Regions from separate parts of the Homo sapiens genome. Here region 1 is linked to region 2. Evidence: read pairs that join two places in POLR2A ChIA-PET (ENCODE). Cell type or tissue: OCI-LY7. All regions are shown on one strand.

Region 1 (8,000 bases), 800 kb after region 2:
CTGGGTTCAGGGAGTGAAATGGCCTCCTCCAATTCCACAGGTTCAAATACCCTGCAGAGCGGCACCAGCCTCCCTCAGAAAGGACCAGACACTTGTAACATTTATGTCCTTTACCTGGGACACTGCTGTCCCATACTTGCTGTATGAAAAGAATATTTCTCAAGAGGAAGAGGAAGCCAGGCGCAGTGACTCACGCCTGTAATCCCAGCACTTTGGGAGGCTGAGCCAGGAGGATCGCTTGAGCCCAGGAGTTTGAGACCAGCCTGGGTAACATGGCAAAACCCCGTCTCTACAAAAATCAGCCAGAAAGGCATAGATAGACCCAAATCCCAGTCTTTAGCCTGGCCCAACCACCTGAGAATGGTCTCTACCCAGGATTCCTTCACTCAATTACACCCTACTCTTTGCCTCCTGCCACAGACAGAGAGAGAGAGCGCTACGCTACCACAGCCAGCTTCCTCCCAGGGCCAGGAAAGCTCCACCTTGTCCCCCTCTCACAGTTCCTAAAATTCTTCCATTCATCTATTTGGCCTCTTAAGTATTTACTCTGTTTTCAAATACATATATAACTCCAGCTTATAATACCAAGTCAAAGGTAGTCTTTCACACCATAGCATGAATTTGATTGTCAGCTATTTAAGGAAGGAGGCAGGGAAAGTGGAATGGGGGGTACTCTGAAGAGGCCAGGCCTGGGTATTGGAGGTTGGAGGACCACCCAAAAAAAGCCTGAGGGGAGAAGGAAATGTAAGCAGACACGACACATAGGTAAAACGAAGAAAGGTACAGGAGTCTCCTATTAGGAAAAAAAGGGGGAGGCTGGGTGTGATAGCTCACGCCTGTAATCTCAGCACTTTGGGAGCACAAGGAAGGTGGATCACTTGAGGTCAGGAGTTCAAGACCAGCCTGGCCAATATGGTGAAACCTGTCTCTACTAAAAATACAAAAATTAGCCAGCCGTAGTGGCACACACCTGTAATCCCAGCTACTTGGGAGGCTGGGGTGGGAGAATCGCTTGAACCCAGGAGGTCGAGGTTGTAGTGAGCCGAGATCACGCCACTGCACTCCAGCCTGGGCGACAGAGTGAGACCCTGCCATAAAAAAAAAAAAAAGTTGGGGGGGGGGTGGGGAGAGGGAAGAGGCCAGGCACTGTGGCTCACGCCTGTAATCCCAGCACTTTGGGAGGCTGAGGTGGGCGGATTACCTGAGGACAGGAGTTCGAGACCAGCCTGGCCAACATGGTGAAGCCTCGTCTCTACTAAAAATACAAAAATTAGCTGGGCGTGGTAGCAGGAACCTGTAATCCCAGCTACTCAGGAGGCTGAGGCAAGAGAATCACTTGAACCCAGGAGGCAGAGGCTTCAATAAGCCAAGACCACACCATTGCACTCCAGCGTGGGTGACAAGAGCGAAACTCCATCTCAAAAAAAAAAAAAAAAAGGGAGTGGGGGAAGAAAGGTGAATCTGGGCAAATTTGGGGCTTCACATTGACCCAGCTGGCCCATTTCTAGTGACCTTGAGTCTCTGTATTGATATGTAACTGCCTTTTGGCAGGGAGAGGGGAGGGACATTAGTTTTATTGATTTTGTCTGCAGCCACTTTCTGGGCTCTGATTCTGAGCCAGGGCCTGTCTGCAGTGCTCTATGCTAGAGGCTTGGAGACTAGAGTAACTTAGCTAGAAACCTTGGTCCAACTAGTGGAGAGGTGGGGGAGAAAACCCCCAAATCCCAAGAATCTGCGGAGACTGTGACTAGGGTTATTAAGAGGGGACAGAGGGCCAGGGGACATCTAATACATGAAATGGAATTACCAGCTGCTTGGGCGAGCAATGCCTTGGAGGGCTGGTGGGGCTACACATGTGCAGGTGGTGGGACTTTCTGGGTGTCAGCAACATCCCAGGCAAAGACCCAGAAGTGGGATGTGTAGTATGGGTTTGGAGAACAGGGAGCTAGAACCCAACATTCATGAAGGGAAGTGGGCAGGCTGGAGACAGAGATGGAACCCAGATCCAGAGGGCCACATGCCAGGCTTGGGAGACTGACCTCAGCTTAGGGCAGTGGGGAGTCATGGAAGGGTTTAAGCAGGGGAATCGCTGATGGGAACAGGACCCTCTGACTGCAGGGAGGGAGGCAGAGGATGGGTTAGAGGGGTCAGGGGGGAGATGGCAGTGACAGCACGGAGGTGACCAAGGGTGACAGCCACAGGGATGGAGATCAGGGAATGCAGAGAGTTGGCACAGGCTTCTGGCGGGGAGCAGCTATAATGGCAGGGAGGTAGGGCTCCTGAGCCTTCCTGGAGGAGCCAAGGCCACGGTCATCAGAGTAGGCTCTTCATTGGCTCAGCTTATTGAGAATCATCTTCACCCAGGGCACTCTGGGATCGGCACAGATCTCCTTATCCCTGAAGGTTAGCAACCTGGAAGAAGGAGACCCCAGAGACAATGCAGCAACATTAGCACGCAGCAAGGATGCCACACCCTCGGGAGCTTAGCATTTATGAGCCACCTACTTTATGCAGGGCTCAGCATTTATGAGTCACCTACTACATATGACATTATCTGCTAAATAGAGTGGTTCAAAATTTACAAGCCACCTGTGGTGTGAAAAGAATATTTCTCAGGAGGAAGAGGAGGCCAGGAGTTCACGCCTGTAATCCCAGCACTTTGGGAGGCCGAGGCAGGAGGATTGTTTGAGCCTAGGGGTTTAAGGCCATCCTGGGCAACATGGCAAAACCCTGTCTCTACAAAAACGTACAAGTCAGCCAGGCATGGTGACATCTGCCTGTGATCTCAGCTACTTGGGAGGCTGAGGTGGGAGGATTGCTTGGACTCAGGAGGTCAAGGCTGCAGTGAGCCCAGATCTCTGCTCCACTGTACTCCAGCCTAGGCAACAGAATGAGACCCCGTGTCAAGAAAAAAAAAAAGAGGAAGAGGCAGCAAGGACTTCCAGGACCCTCAGCTCTTGAATCCCAGCCTTGAGTTCCAGATCAGGCCATGAAATAGAATCCCCAAGAGTTGGGTTTTGTTTTTGTTTTTGTTTTGTTTTGTTTTGTTTTTATTTTTTGAGATGGAGTCTCTGTCACCCAGGCTGGAGTGTAGTGGTACGATCTTGGCTCACTGCAACCTCCAACTCCTGGGTTCAGGCGATCCTCCTGCCTCAGGCTCCCGAGTAGCCGGGATTACAGGTGCCCGCCACAACACCCAGCTAATTTTTGTATTTTTAGTAGAGATAGGTTTTCACCATGTTGGCCAGGCTGCTCTTGAACTTCTGACCTCAAGTGATCCTGCCTGTCTCGGCCTCCCAAAGGCTAGGATTATAGGAGTGAGCCACTGCGCCAAGCCAGAATCCCCAAGAGTCTTATAATATCACTTAACTACTCTGAGCCTCCAGACACATTCTTTCTAGGGTCCCTTCTGGCTCAAAATCCAGTGATCACATATGATTTGATTGATTGATTGATTGATTTTAGAGACAGGGTCTCACTCTATTGAGGCTTGTCTTGAACTCCTGGCCTCAAGTGATCCTCCCAACTCAGCCTCCCAAAGTCCTGAGATTACAGGTGTAAGCCACTGCACTCAGCCTTTTTTATTTAAAAAAATGAAATAAAGACAGAGTCTCAGTAAGTTTCCAGGCTGGCCTCAAAATCCAGGGCTCAGGAAATCCTCCTGCCTCAGCCTCCCAAGTAACTGAGAAGCACTACATGCCCAGCAATTGAGCATCTATTATGTGCCAGACATTGAGCTCTTCACCTTCCTCTTACTATTACTGTGCCCTGTAATGCTCAAGAGGCCCCCTAACCTTTTTGTGCTCATTTCCTCACCTGTGAAAAGGGGGTCACGATGGCACCTACTGCATAGGATTGTTTCAAGGATTAAATGAGTTCATATTTATAAAGTGCTTACGGCAGAGCCTAGCACTTAGCAAGCACTCTCTATGTGTTTGATAAATACAAATAAGTCAAATAAGTTTAGGTTATTACTTCATTATACTGTTGGGGAAACTGAGGCTCAGAGTTAAAGAGACAAGAACTCTGGGAGGGCTTCCTGCTTCAGCCTTTTTTATTATTCACCTGCAGATCCCTCTAAGAGATGGTGTCAGCAATAAGGAGGAGGAAGATGAGAAGATAATAGAGGCCCAAAGTGGGTCATGAGTCCCCAAACCCAGCCTCCCCAGGTGTGAGATTTGGTAGGCAGCAGGCTCTGAGCAGTTGGAGAAGCAGCCAGAGAGGCTACCGCAGAGAGGGCAGGACTTGTCACCCAGCCAGGTGCAGGTGCAGGCCCCAGGCCAGGGAAAAGGAGGCAAAGAAGCCAGAGAAAGAAGCAAAGGAGAACAAGAAACTCAGGAGAAAGCCCTGAACGAGGAACCAGGAGTGAGTTCTGGCTCCAACCTGGGCAGCCTTGAGCAGGTCACTGTCCCTTGCTAAGCCTGTTTCTCCATCTCTACCATGGGAATCGTTGAACTTCCTCGTAGGATTGTTGTGAGAATTAAACCAGTTAACACAGGTAATGATCAGAACAGTGCCTGGCACTCGGGAGGCACCTTGGAAATTTTAGCTCTTAATGTTATTCTTCTGGTCAAAATGGGCTGCCTTGGACTTCTGGGAGCCTGGAGAGGATCCAAGACACTTCTGGTGTGAGCATTTTTTTTTTTTTTTTTTTTTTGAGACAGAGTCTCCCTCTGTTGCCCAGGCTGGAGTGAGGTGGAGCGATCTCGGCTCACTGCAACCTCCACCTTCCAGGTTCAAATGATTCTCCTGCCTCAGCCTCCCAAGTAGCTGGGACCACAGGCACGCACCATCACACTCAGCTAATTTTGTATTTTTAGTAGAGATGGGGTTTCACCATGTTGACCAGGCTGATCTTGAACTCCTGACCTCAAGTGATCTGCCTGCCTCGGCCTCCCAAAGTGCTGGGATTACAGGCATGAGCCACCACGCCTGGTTCACCATCCATTTTTGCCCAGAACCTGGGAGCATCTTTGCTGACTCAGTGGCACTAGGTATACTCCTATACCTGCTATACCCAAATACCCTAGATGCCACAGCTACTGACTACCTACTGCCATACCCACACTGTGGTGGCACCCTGTTCACTCAGCTCTGCATCCTCAGAACCTGACATGTTGCCTGGCACCTAGTAAGCGCCTGAGGATATTGGCTAAACGATCACATTATTTTTGTTTGTAGTCCACCCAAGCCTGAACTGAGCCATCTCTTCCAGCCAAGCCATCCTGGCAGGCATCTGGTAGCCCTGCCACATTCCTCTCATCCCTGGGTGTGTCCCACCCACCAGCACCTGGGCCATCCCAGGCTGTACCCGTCAGGCCCACCAAGGCCCTGTGGCCCCAGCTCCCTACTCACACCACGCCAGGCCTCGGGCAGGAGTCTGAGGTCCAGTAGAAGTGTTTCACCACGCGCAGGGGCAGACGGTAACGGACGTAATCACGGCAGCAGACGCTGTCTTCCATGTTGGCGCCGTAGGGGCCTAGGGGAGGGGTCCCCAGTGAATTCACAAGCTGGAGCCCAGAGAGGTCACCCTCGGCCCCAGCCCCTGATCTCGGCCTCTCCAGGCTCCAGGAAAGAGATGCAGTTTTTCTGTTCTCATGTGGAAGGATGGTGACCAGAGGATTCTGAGCCCTCCAAGACCCTACCCTTGGAGCTTCTGAGAAGCCACTTAGGGTCCAATGTCTACACTCTGGGACAGTCAGCTCTAGGAGCGGGGATTCAGAACAACTAAGCATCAGCTGTAGCCTGAGGCCCAATTTCCTCCTCTGACCAAAGGGGTAATAACAGTACCAGCTTCAGAGGGTCTTTAATGCATGAAAAGCACTCAGAAAGCCCAGCAGCTGGGAGCAATTCTTGTTTATAGCTGCCTGACCCCACTCCAGTGCTCACTCCTCCACCCAACACAGCAAAAGTATAGAGTGGGGTGGAGAAGAGGAGTCAGGAATCCATGCTGAGGACAGGTTCTGGACAAAAATGGATAGTGAGCCCAGAGCAGTGGCTCACGCCTGTAATCCTAACACTTAGGGAGGCCAAGATGGGAGTTTCACTTGAGGTCAGGAGTTCGAGACAAGACCGGTCAGCATGGTGAAACCCCATCTTTACTAAAAATACAAAAATTAGCCGGGCATGGTGGCAGGTGCCTGTAATCCCAGCTACTCAGGAGGCTGAGGCAGGAGAATCACTTTAACTCCAGAGGTGGAGGTTGCAGTGAGCTGAGATTGCGCCACTGCACTCCAGCCTGGGCAACAGAGACTCCATCTCAAAAAATAAATAAATAAAATGAAATAAAAAATAAATTTAGGCTAGACGCAGTGGCTCATGCCTGTAATCCCAGCACTTTGGGAGGCTGAGGTGGGAGGATCATCTGAGGTCAGGAGTTTGAGACCAGCCTGGCCAACATGGTGAAACCCTGTCTCCACTAAAAATACAAAAATTAGCCAGGTGTGGTGGTGCATGCCTGTAATCCCAGCTACTCAGGAGGCTGAGGCAGGAGAATCGCTTGAACCTGGGAGGTAGAGGTTGCAGTGGGCCAAGATTGCCCCACTGCACTCCATCCTGGGCAACAAGAGTGAAACTGTGTCTCAAAAAATAAAATAAAATAAAATAAAAAATAATAATAATAACATTTTAAAAAATGGATGGTGGGAGGGCAGCACCAGCTTTCCAAGGGAGAACCCCTTGCCCCAGCCCTGCCTTCCCCCACTCAGACCTGACCCTTAGAAGCTCCTCACCCACACCCCTAGGGCCCTATGCTTGAGTTTTCTGGGGCAGGAGATCCCGAGGCTATGCCCACCACAACCCCCAACCCAGGTGAGACAGATCCTAGACTCCAAGTCTTCAAGACTGCCCATTCAACAGACTTGTAAACTGAGGCCCAGAGAAGCACTGCAACTAGCCGAAGGCCGCAAGAGCCAACAGCAGACTGAGGTCTTCTGCTCTTGGTCCAGTGCTTGTCCAAGACATGAGGAAGACACCCCACCGTCTGCCCTGGCCTCTGTAGGGGGTCTTCCTGCTCCCCAGCCTCACCTGCCTCAGTTGCTTGAAGCGCCACAGCAAGGAGGACGAGGACAACCAGGAGTGCAGTCTGTAGGCGATCCATGCTCTGTCCTGTATGTCTCAGCCCAGGTGTCTGCAAAGGGACATAGGAAGACCTGCTATTTAAGGTGCTGGCTCCACCCACAAGCCTCACTTACTTACCTCTTAGTCACCGGGGTGCCCAGAGTCACTTGACATTCACATCTCAAAAGAAGAACTACCTCCCACTTCCTCCAAAGTGGAGAAATTCTCTTTGGCGGGGAACCACTCAGAGGGGACCCCCCCTCAACTCTGTCCTCGCCTCTGGTTTCAGACAGACTTGTAAAATCCCCCTCTTAGAGGCTTGTGCTCCCCAGGGTCTCTGCACTGTGTGGCCTTGGCCATGTCTGGGTGTCTCTGGGACTTGGTTTCCCCATCTGGAAATGGGGGAGATGGTTTCACAGCTCTGTTGACTTCACTGGTTGTAAATCAAGTGAGAACGTGGACCAACCCTCACCTAGAATTGAGGCCTGTCTTGTACCCTTAATGACGGCATTACTGGTCTCTCTTCAATGGGAGAGGCCTATGGACCCATTGACCCATCTGGGGCTTCTCGTGAAGTCCACATTTGGGCCAGGTCGTGGATTTCTCAACGGTTTATGGAAAGCATCTACCCACACTTCTGTCCTGCCTGATCTTCCTTCCCAGTGGCTGCCGGGCTCTCCCTCCCCCACTCCTGTCTCAGTCCCTCACCATGTCCATGTCCCGTTGATTCTGCTTCCTAAATCTCTCTCAGATCTGCTCCTTCTCTCCAACCCCACTGTTCCTGCCCAGTCCAGGCCACCTCCACCTCAGGCTGGGATGCTGGCCTCCTCAATGCCATCCCCACCCTGCAGCAGCCAGCGTGAGTGGTCCAGAGCTACACACTCTCTCTCCTGCTTCAGAACCCTGCCGTGGCTCCCCATTCACCTAAAGGCAGGTCCCGG
Region 2 (8,000 bases):
TATACCAGCAAATAGCAGGTCAGTGGTTGTGGGCAGGGCACGGAGGGGTTGGGAGAAGTTAGGAAAGGGGATTGACTACAGACAAGCTCAAGAAAAATTTTAGGAGTGATGGAGATGTTCTAAAACTGGATTGTGGTAATGGTTGCACAGCTTTTTAAATTTGTGAAAAACCATTATATACATAAAATCTTATCTGCATATCAATCATCTTAAACAAAGCAATTTTCTCCCTTGGAATAATATGTAATGATAATTGTTTTTTTTTTGAGACCCGCTTTGTTGCCCAGGCTGAAGTGCAATGGTGCCATCTCGGCTCACTGCAACCTCCGCCTCTCAGGTTCAGGCAATTCTCGTGCCTTAGCCCCACAAGTAGCTGGGACTAGAGGTGCCCACCACCTTGCCTGGCTAATTTTTTGTATTTTTAGTAGAGGTGGAGTTTCGCCATGTTGGCCAGGCTGGTCTTGAACTCCTGACCTGAAGTGATCTGCCTGCCTCCGAAAGTTCTGGGATTACAGGCATGAGCACCATGCCTGGCCTTATAATGATAAGTCTTAAAGGCTAGCTGGCTCAGGGATTATATTAAGGAAAATACTAATACTTGGTCATCTAGAAAACCCACGTGGGACCCTTATGTACAAAATAAGCCATACTGAAAGATGTATTTGAATGTCATTCTTCATGTCCACATAGATGCTGGTCTGTCCTTTGAACCATTATGAGAGGTGACTCCAGTGAGGTTCCAAAGTCTGGTTTATCATCCCACACACACACCCCCCTCCCCACTGCCCGCCTTTCTTGCCCAGGCTGGAGTGCAGTGGCACCATCTCAGCTCACTGCAGCCTCCACCTCCCAGGTTCAAGCAGTTCTCCAGCCTCAGCCCAGTCGAGTGGCTGGGATTACAGGCACGCACCACCACGCCCAGCTAACTTTTGTATTTTTAGTATAGCCGTGTTGCCCAGGCTAGTCTCGAACTCCTGACCTCAAGTGATCCACCTGCCTCGGCCTCCCAAAGTGCTAGGATTACAGGCATGAGTCACTGTGCCTGGCCTCATCACCCCCTCTTTTAAAGAAATCTTCCTCGGCTGGGCACAGTGGCTCACACCTGTAATCCCAGTACCTTGGGAGGCCGAGGCTGGCGGATCACGAGGTCAGGAGATTGAAACCATCCTGGCTAACACGGTGAAACCCTGTCTCTACTAAAAATACAGAAAATTAGCTGGGCGTAGTGGCAGGCACTTGTAGTCCTAGCTACTCGGGAGGCTGAGGCAGGAGAAGGGCGTGAACCCGGGAGGCAGAGCTTGCAGTGAGCCGAGATTGCACCACTGCACTCCAGCCTGGGCGACAGAGCAAGACTCCATCTCAAAAAAAAAAAAAAGAAATCTTCCTCATAGCCCTTGCCATTCCCTTCATACCCCCTTTCTACCAGCTGTAGTGTGCAGAGAGAGCAAGGGGTGCCTTCTGAAGCACGCTTTTTTTCTCTTTCATTACAGGCAGCAAGCTGCCCGTTGGGGGACTGTATTCAAGTCAAGGTGTCACAAACAATAAGACTATGCTTGCGTTGGGGGATGGTAGAGGGGTTGCTTACTATTATCTGTGCTTTCTTACCTAATAGGCTCTGGATTACTGCCACAGCAAGGGAATCATGCACAGGGATGTGAAACCTCACAATGTCATGATAGATCACCAACAGAAAAAGGTACCATTACAGCCAGGCAGCAACAAGCTTGATTAAAAGGCTTAGAGCAGACCAAAAAGCTGTCCAGTGCCATGATGGTTTCTGTAGACCCGTGGTGGGTTTTTTGGCAAACTTTCGTTACTGTGATTTCTCCCATCTCCATTGTTGATTTCTACTTTGTATAGTGTAGTACACAAGGAAAGTAGACGGTTTAACTATAGTAACTAACTATAGTCACTTGTTTATTTTGGTCATAGTTTTCTGGAGGGCCTCAGAAAGAAATTACAGCTGGTGGTTTCTGCTTCATTTCTTGATGACCCGCAGACCAATCTGCCTGGCCTTAAAAGAACACTTGGGTCCCTCCTATTTTTGATATCCAACTCTGTTGGCCCTAATCAGTGAGTAAATGGATCATCTAGTATTAGACGAATAAATCATTAGAGCAATGCTTCAGTCCTGGAGTGGGATGTGTGTCCCCAGCCCTTTCACTGACGCCTGGAGCTTATAACGAAAAGCTATGAATGATGGGAGAATGTGTTACCAAGTGTAACTGCCTACAGTTTCTGAATGTGGGCAGAAAAAAAGGTTGAGCTCTGTTGATCTAGAGAGAGGGATGAACCAGGATAATTTAAAATTTTTTCAAAAAGCATTTCAAGTGTTCTGCTCTAAAAATGACCTCTTGCACGATTGCTGAAAATGTAATTTTTAAGCCAGTGCACCTGCTCACATTTTTTGTGTGGCCAAATGATTGTTACCTAATGTGATGTGGCCTTGTTCTAAGGCATAGGCGTCTAGAAACACTCCTTTCACATGTTTTTTTCTGTCCTATTTGTAGCTGCGACTGATAGATTGGGGTCTGGCAGAATTCTATCATCCTGCTCAGGAGTACAATGTTCGTGTAGCCTCAAGGTACTTCAAGGGACCAGAGCTCCTCGTGGACTATCAGGTAAACTTGTTAGCAGAGCTATTCTGGGTTATTTATACTTGCTTAGGGCTTTTCTGGTTTGCTGTTGATCTAGTCAGTTTGAATACACTCAAAACCCAGCCATTATTTCACCCTAAAATGCTGATTTTAGTTTTTTCTCAGCTAGTTTTTTGGGGGGACAGAGAAGTTTTTAAATCTAAAATATCTGCAAAGGTTAAATGAAGACTAGAAATTCAGATCATTTCTAGGAGCCAGGAAGTTAAAAAAAATTTTTTTTAAATAAATTATCTATGGCCATACCACCCTGAACACGCCCAATCTCGTCTAAAAAAGAAATTTATATCAGAAAAATGGATTTCTAATACCCTTGGCTAATGCGTTGTCCTTATTGCCTCAGATGTATGATTATAGCTTGGACATGTGGAGTTTGGGCTGTATGTTAGCAAGCATGATCTTTCGAAGGGAACCATTCTTCCATGGACAGGACAACTATGACCAGGTGAGCAAATGCTTTCTGGTTCTTATTTATTTGGGGGTGAATGCCAAAAAAATAGCATCCTTAGATAAGAATACTATCCTTGAGCCACTAAGTATCACTCAGTGTCTGCATATGAGCTTTTCTTCAAGATAAAGATCGCACAGAATTTTGTGTTTACCAGGTCCGCAGAAGTAGAGGCAGATAATGCCATCTATGCCAAACTTCCAAAGTGAATCTGTGAAGAAGTCAGGCACCTCCTTGTCTAATAAAACTAGATTTTAGTCATTAGATTGTGATGCCCTGTACTGGTCCACCTCTAGAAGATTATTATCGTAAGTTGTATTATTTTAAAGGCCGTTTGGAAATTTGCATTCATGTGAACTTCTTGTCCTTGGGTCTGTCTGCCTGCCCTGGACCTGGGTTTGTATCTCGTTCCTAGAGGTTTAGTGGTGTGGAAGTCTTCTGATTCCTTGGTGCAGTGTCCTCACGGGCTCATGGTGTGTTCTGTGCTCAGTGATTTGGTCAGTTTGTTTTGTGTTTCAGCTTGTTCGCATTGCCAAGGTTCTGGGTACAGAAGAACTGTATGGGTATCTGAAGAAGTATCACATAGACCTAGATCCACACTTCAACGATATCCTGGGACAGTAAGTAAGAGAGAGAGAGAGAGTGCTTTACCTTACCCCGTTTCAGAAGTGGAAAGGTTAGCCAAAATCACTTTCTTTTCCCATTCTGATTATAGTAAAATGGAAGTAGCCCTCTTTTTTCCTATGCATATTTTCTTTTAACTTATTGAGATATTTGGACTTTATGTCTTTTAATCATTTTACTTCTCTGAGAGATAACCTATTAATAGAAAAGGTAAAACAAAAATCATAATGTTATAGAAAAAAGTTTTCTGGTACAGCAAAAGCTTATTTTTAATGGCCAAACTTGGAGAGCAATGATTCTTTGAATAAGAGACTTAGTTTGTTTTTTATTATATTTTATTTTATTTACTTCATATCTCTTCAAGGTGGACTTACAATTTCTTCTTGTTCTCTGTAATGGATTTTCTATACAATAGCAAATTTTAAAGCACATTGAGTTTTCAGGTACATTGCAATAATGTTGAGAAGTAAACATTTTGTTAACAGTTTTCAAACAGTATTTTATGGAACCTCCCTGTTTCTGAGGCTAGCCCTGGGAAATATATCTGCTGACCAATAAAAATTGCCCACTCTTCTGCATGCCACCCAGAATTGACTAAAAGTCTACAGCATAAAAAATAATCTAGAAAGGTTCCACATATTCTAAATGAGATATAGAAGTTTTACCTAGTTGTATTTTTCTAATCACAGAGCACCATTGTGTTTCAGGATGCTATGCTGTAACTATGGGGCCGTAGGGCAGGCACCAGTTAGAGATTTAACAAGCTTGTAATCAGTACATTATTCTGAGATTTTGTTGGCTTTAGCCCTAGTAGATAAGGATTCTTGTTGAATTTAGTCTCTGGTTACTAATGCTTCATTTTTCTTCTCAGACATTCACGGAAACGCTGGGAAAACTTTATCCATAGTGAGAACAGACACCTTGTCAGCCCTGAGGCCCTAGATCTTCTGGACAAACTTCTGCGATACGACCATCAACAGAGACTGACTGCCAAAGAGGCCATGGAGCACCCATACTTCTGTGAGTCTCCAGGGACTGTGTTCAGGGAGTAATTCAGTCAAGAGAACAAATCTTCCACTCTTTGTCTTTGAGACCAGTCAGGAGAATTCTAGGGTATTTGGATTGGATTATTCCTAGAATTTGGCCTCATTTATCGTAGATGATTGAGACAACTTTGCAGATCCGTTTCTTGATCACCAAAGGTGTTTGCTTATTCACTGAATGTATCTCCCCGGAGTTCAAGCTGTTTGACTACTCCCTGTTACCCTGAGTTAATAGATCGCAAGTTTCTAAAATTTCTTTTTAAACATACATATATTTGTGTGGAAACCTAATTGAAGATTATTTCTCCCCTCAGAAAACTAGTAATTAGTTAAAAGTAGTAAGATAACTATTGTATGTTTTGAAAGAAGGAGATGAACAGATGGATGGACGAAAGGAATTTGAGGAAAGGGAAGTAAGTGTGGAGAGGCCTCACTGAAATCTTGACTGAACTGCTCACTTAGAAGTGTGTGTGGATTCACTTTGCGTGTTTGCTTATTCTTCTGCATGTGTATGGTTCTTTCCTCTGATAACGTGTGTTTCAAATAAACTTCCTCCTATTATCAGTCTCCTTCCTGGGGAGCAGGGAGGTTGAGAGACTTACCTCAGTCGCTTTCTGAATCAAGAGGGAAACGTTCACCCCTTAAAGTCGTTGTCTCTGGCTTAACAAACATGCTGTCTTTCCCTCTCCTTTGATTTCCTCTGGAGATGAACTAAATTCTTGCCTGAAGAATGTGTCGCTGTAGTCTTGAGCCTGTGGCCCATATGCATAAGGGAGACCGCAAATGGAAAAGCCTTCAGCCTTCTAGACCTCAGCCCCAGGAAACTCAGATGTCCCCGCCCCAGTGTCTGGCACAGAAAGCTGTTTTTACCCGAGTTAGATCAAATTAGGAATACTGATGTTTATGACATGTCATTAATGATCTTTCTGCTTTTCTGAATATATGTCATACTTCAATTTAAAAAATTTCAAACTACGGTTGCTTAAAATGGATAGGTCTTCTGATGGCTCTTTTTACTCACCTTTCCTTTGAAGTGCTTGTTATTCTACATGCTTTGAAGAAATTAGGGGTTAGAGATGATATTAATATTGAAAGAAAATAAATGTAGAAATTTGAACAGTGGGAAATTAGAGTTTCTATGCCTCTTAGCATTGAGTCTGTACTCCGAGGAAGGGTAAGAGTTGACTGCAATAACAATTTCCCTGATCATTTTTCAGTGTTTGGTTTTTATATGGCTGGAATTCCGTGATTTCCGTCTCTCCTGTTGCCCCCCTGACCCTGGCTTGCCCATCAGTCTGTCTCTCTTTCCGTTGAAAGGGTGGGTTTGCCATGGGCTTCTCTCAGCACTCACCACCCTGATTGCCTGACTTTCCTCCTGCTTTCTTGCAGACCCTGTGGTGAAGGAGCAGTCCCAGCCTTGTGCAGACAATGCTGTGCTTTCCAGTGGTCTCACGGCAGCACGATGAAGACTGGAAAGCGACGGGTAATGCGGCATTGATGCTTGCCAATAAAACCAACCAACCAAACACAAACCTTGAAGGAAAACTACAGTGTGATAAAAAGAAATTCTTATCATTCCTTCTAAATGCACAGAAGAGTAAAGACCTAAAAGTCTGTCAAAAAGCAAGAAAGAAACTCCCCAGTGCTAGTCTCCAGGGAGCTGTCACTGTGGCAGCATGGGGATGCACCTAGTTCAGGATCTGAAGGAGCTCTGCCTTTGGAATGCATGGGAGATAGAGACTCGGAGTTGTTGTACATTTACCTTTGTTTAACAGGGCACCACTGTTGAATTAACCCATTCAGTCAACAAGCTCTGAATGTCTGACTTCCTATCTATTCCATTGTGGTCTGGGTTTCCTTTGGTGAAATTCAGGCTCAAGTCTTAGCGAAATGTCAGCAGTCTATACTGACACACCAGCCTCATTTACAAAAAGGAGATATTAAAACAGTGACAGTATTTTTTTTTTAAGCTCTTTACAAATCCACGTTTTATGTATTTTTTAATGACATGAGCTCTCCAGGAAATGTACCTCATCCCCGCAGTTTTCCTCCAAGTGGATTCATTTGGGAGCAAACTGCAGTCACTTTCACAAGAGTCCTCTTTGATGTCAGGAGGGATCACGAAACCTTGCAATGCCATGAACTGGTCCATGGTTATCATCAAAAGTTCCATGCTAAGTGCATAACTTGGAGCTCACTATAACCTTTGTTGATTTCCCTAACCATAAAATCTTGTTGCTATTTTTTTGTTGCTTTTTCTTTTTTTTTTTTTTTTTTTTTTTTGGCAGCCTTGTAAGGAGAACTTCACCATTTCCCAGCACATCCCTATGTGTGCGCCTATTTTAATGCACCTCTCTGAAACAGAGACCTTTTTGTTCACAACCATAACTAAAGCTGGAAAGTCAGTCTTCAGGCAAGGCGAGGGAGGAAAACATCCCATTAGAATTTTTTCAGGAAAGACTTATGGAAAAAAATATCTCTCTCCCACCTCCTTTTATCCCCATGAGACACAGTTTCCCACTGTAATCAGGGTAATATGCATTTGTAAGTTCTGATATGTGATACATTTATGTGATGGCAAAGATAAGTCTGTCTTGCATGCAGGTACTAGAGTTGTGTGGGCAGGGTCATCTGAAACTCAAGCAACTCAGAGGAATATACAAGGGGCTTGGGGAAGAAAATGGTGCTCCCGGAGCAAGTGTTGGATCCATTTTGCAAACCTTCATGTTAGCAGAGAAAGCTAGAGTTTGTTTAAACAAAAATAGGGCTGATTTCATTTTGGGGACTCAGGAGCAACATGGTTTGTAGGCAGTCCCCTCACCCCAGCTGCAGGGCCATGCCACAGCTGTGGGGACTTCACACACCTAGGCTAGAACTAGAGGTGTCTACCACATCACCCTTTAAGATTTCTTTATTAACTATTTAATAATGCCATACATTTTTATAAGGTTAGATGTTTGTTTGAAACATTTGTTTACATTCCATATTCCAATAAAATCTTATTGGTATTGGTAGCAGATCCTACTCTAAATGTAGATTCTATTTTTGTCGTTTGGTCTGTGGGAACTTAAAATACAAATGAAACTCTTCTCTTATTATAGAGTTGAGTTTATAGAGTAAAAAATAAATAAGATCCCAAAGCCAAGGAATGCATTCAGTTAAGGTTCTCATACCAATGCTGCCTGCTTGCATTGCACATTCTGTATACTAATGTAAACATTTGTTCTACCT

What was found. Peaks named below come from ENCODE experiments on the same cell type or tissue, not always from the same donor. Only the 100,000 strongest peaks of a DNase experiment are listed, where the experiment ranks them.
Region 1: POLR2A ChIA-PET joins it to region 2 with 14 read pairs; 2 of 35 experiments call an interaction of 5 or more read pairs at or near these places.

What each region holds. Positions count from the first base shown.
Region 1 is chr16:57,357,916-57,365,915 of GRCh38, reverse strand. It overlaps CCL22 (C-C motif chemokine ligand 22), which reads right to left and starts at 7,133. Exons shown (of 3, transcript NM_002990.5): 1 at 7,027-7,133; 2 at 5,356-5,479; 3 at 1-2,412. The coding sequence starts at 7,099. The coding sequence ends at 2,328. RefSeq lists a silencer at 2,990-3,171. In OCI-LY7, no CTCF peak of the experiment used is centred here; no DNase peak of the experiment used is centred here.
Region 2 is chr16:58,162,306-58,170,305 of GRCh38, reverse strand. CSNK2A2 (casein kinase 2 alpha 2) reads left to right here. Exons shown (of 12, transcript NM_001896.4): 6 at 1,613-1,696; 7 at 2,511-2,621; 8 at 2,998-3,099; 9 at 3,622-3,722; 10 at 4,598-4,746; 11 at 6,159-6,252. The coding sequence ends at 6,235. Among named protein-coding and RNA genes, the nearest start is that of CSNK2A2, 32 kb to the left of the region's middle. In OCI-LY7, no CTCF peak of the experiment used is centred here; no DNase peak of the experiment used is centred here.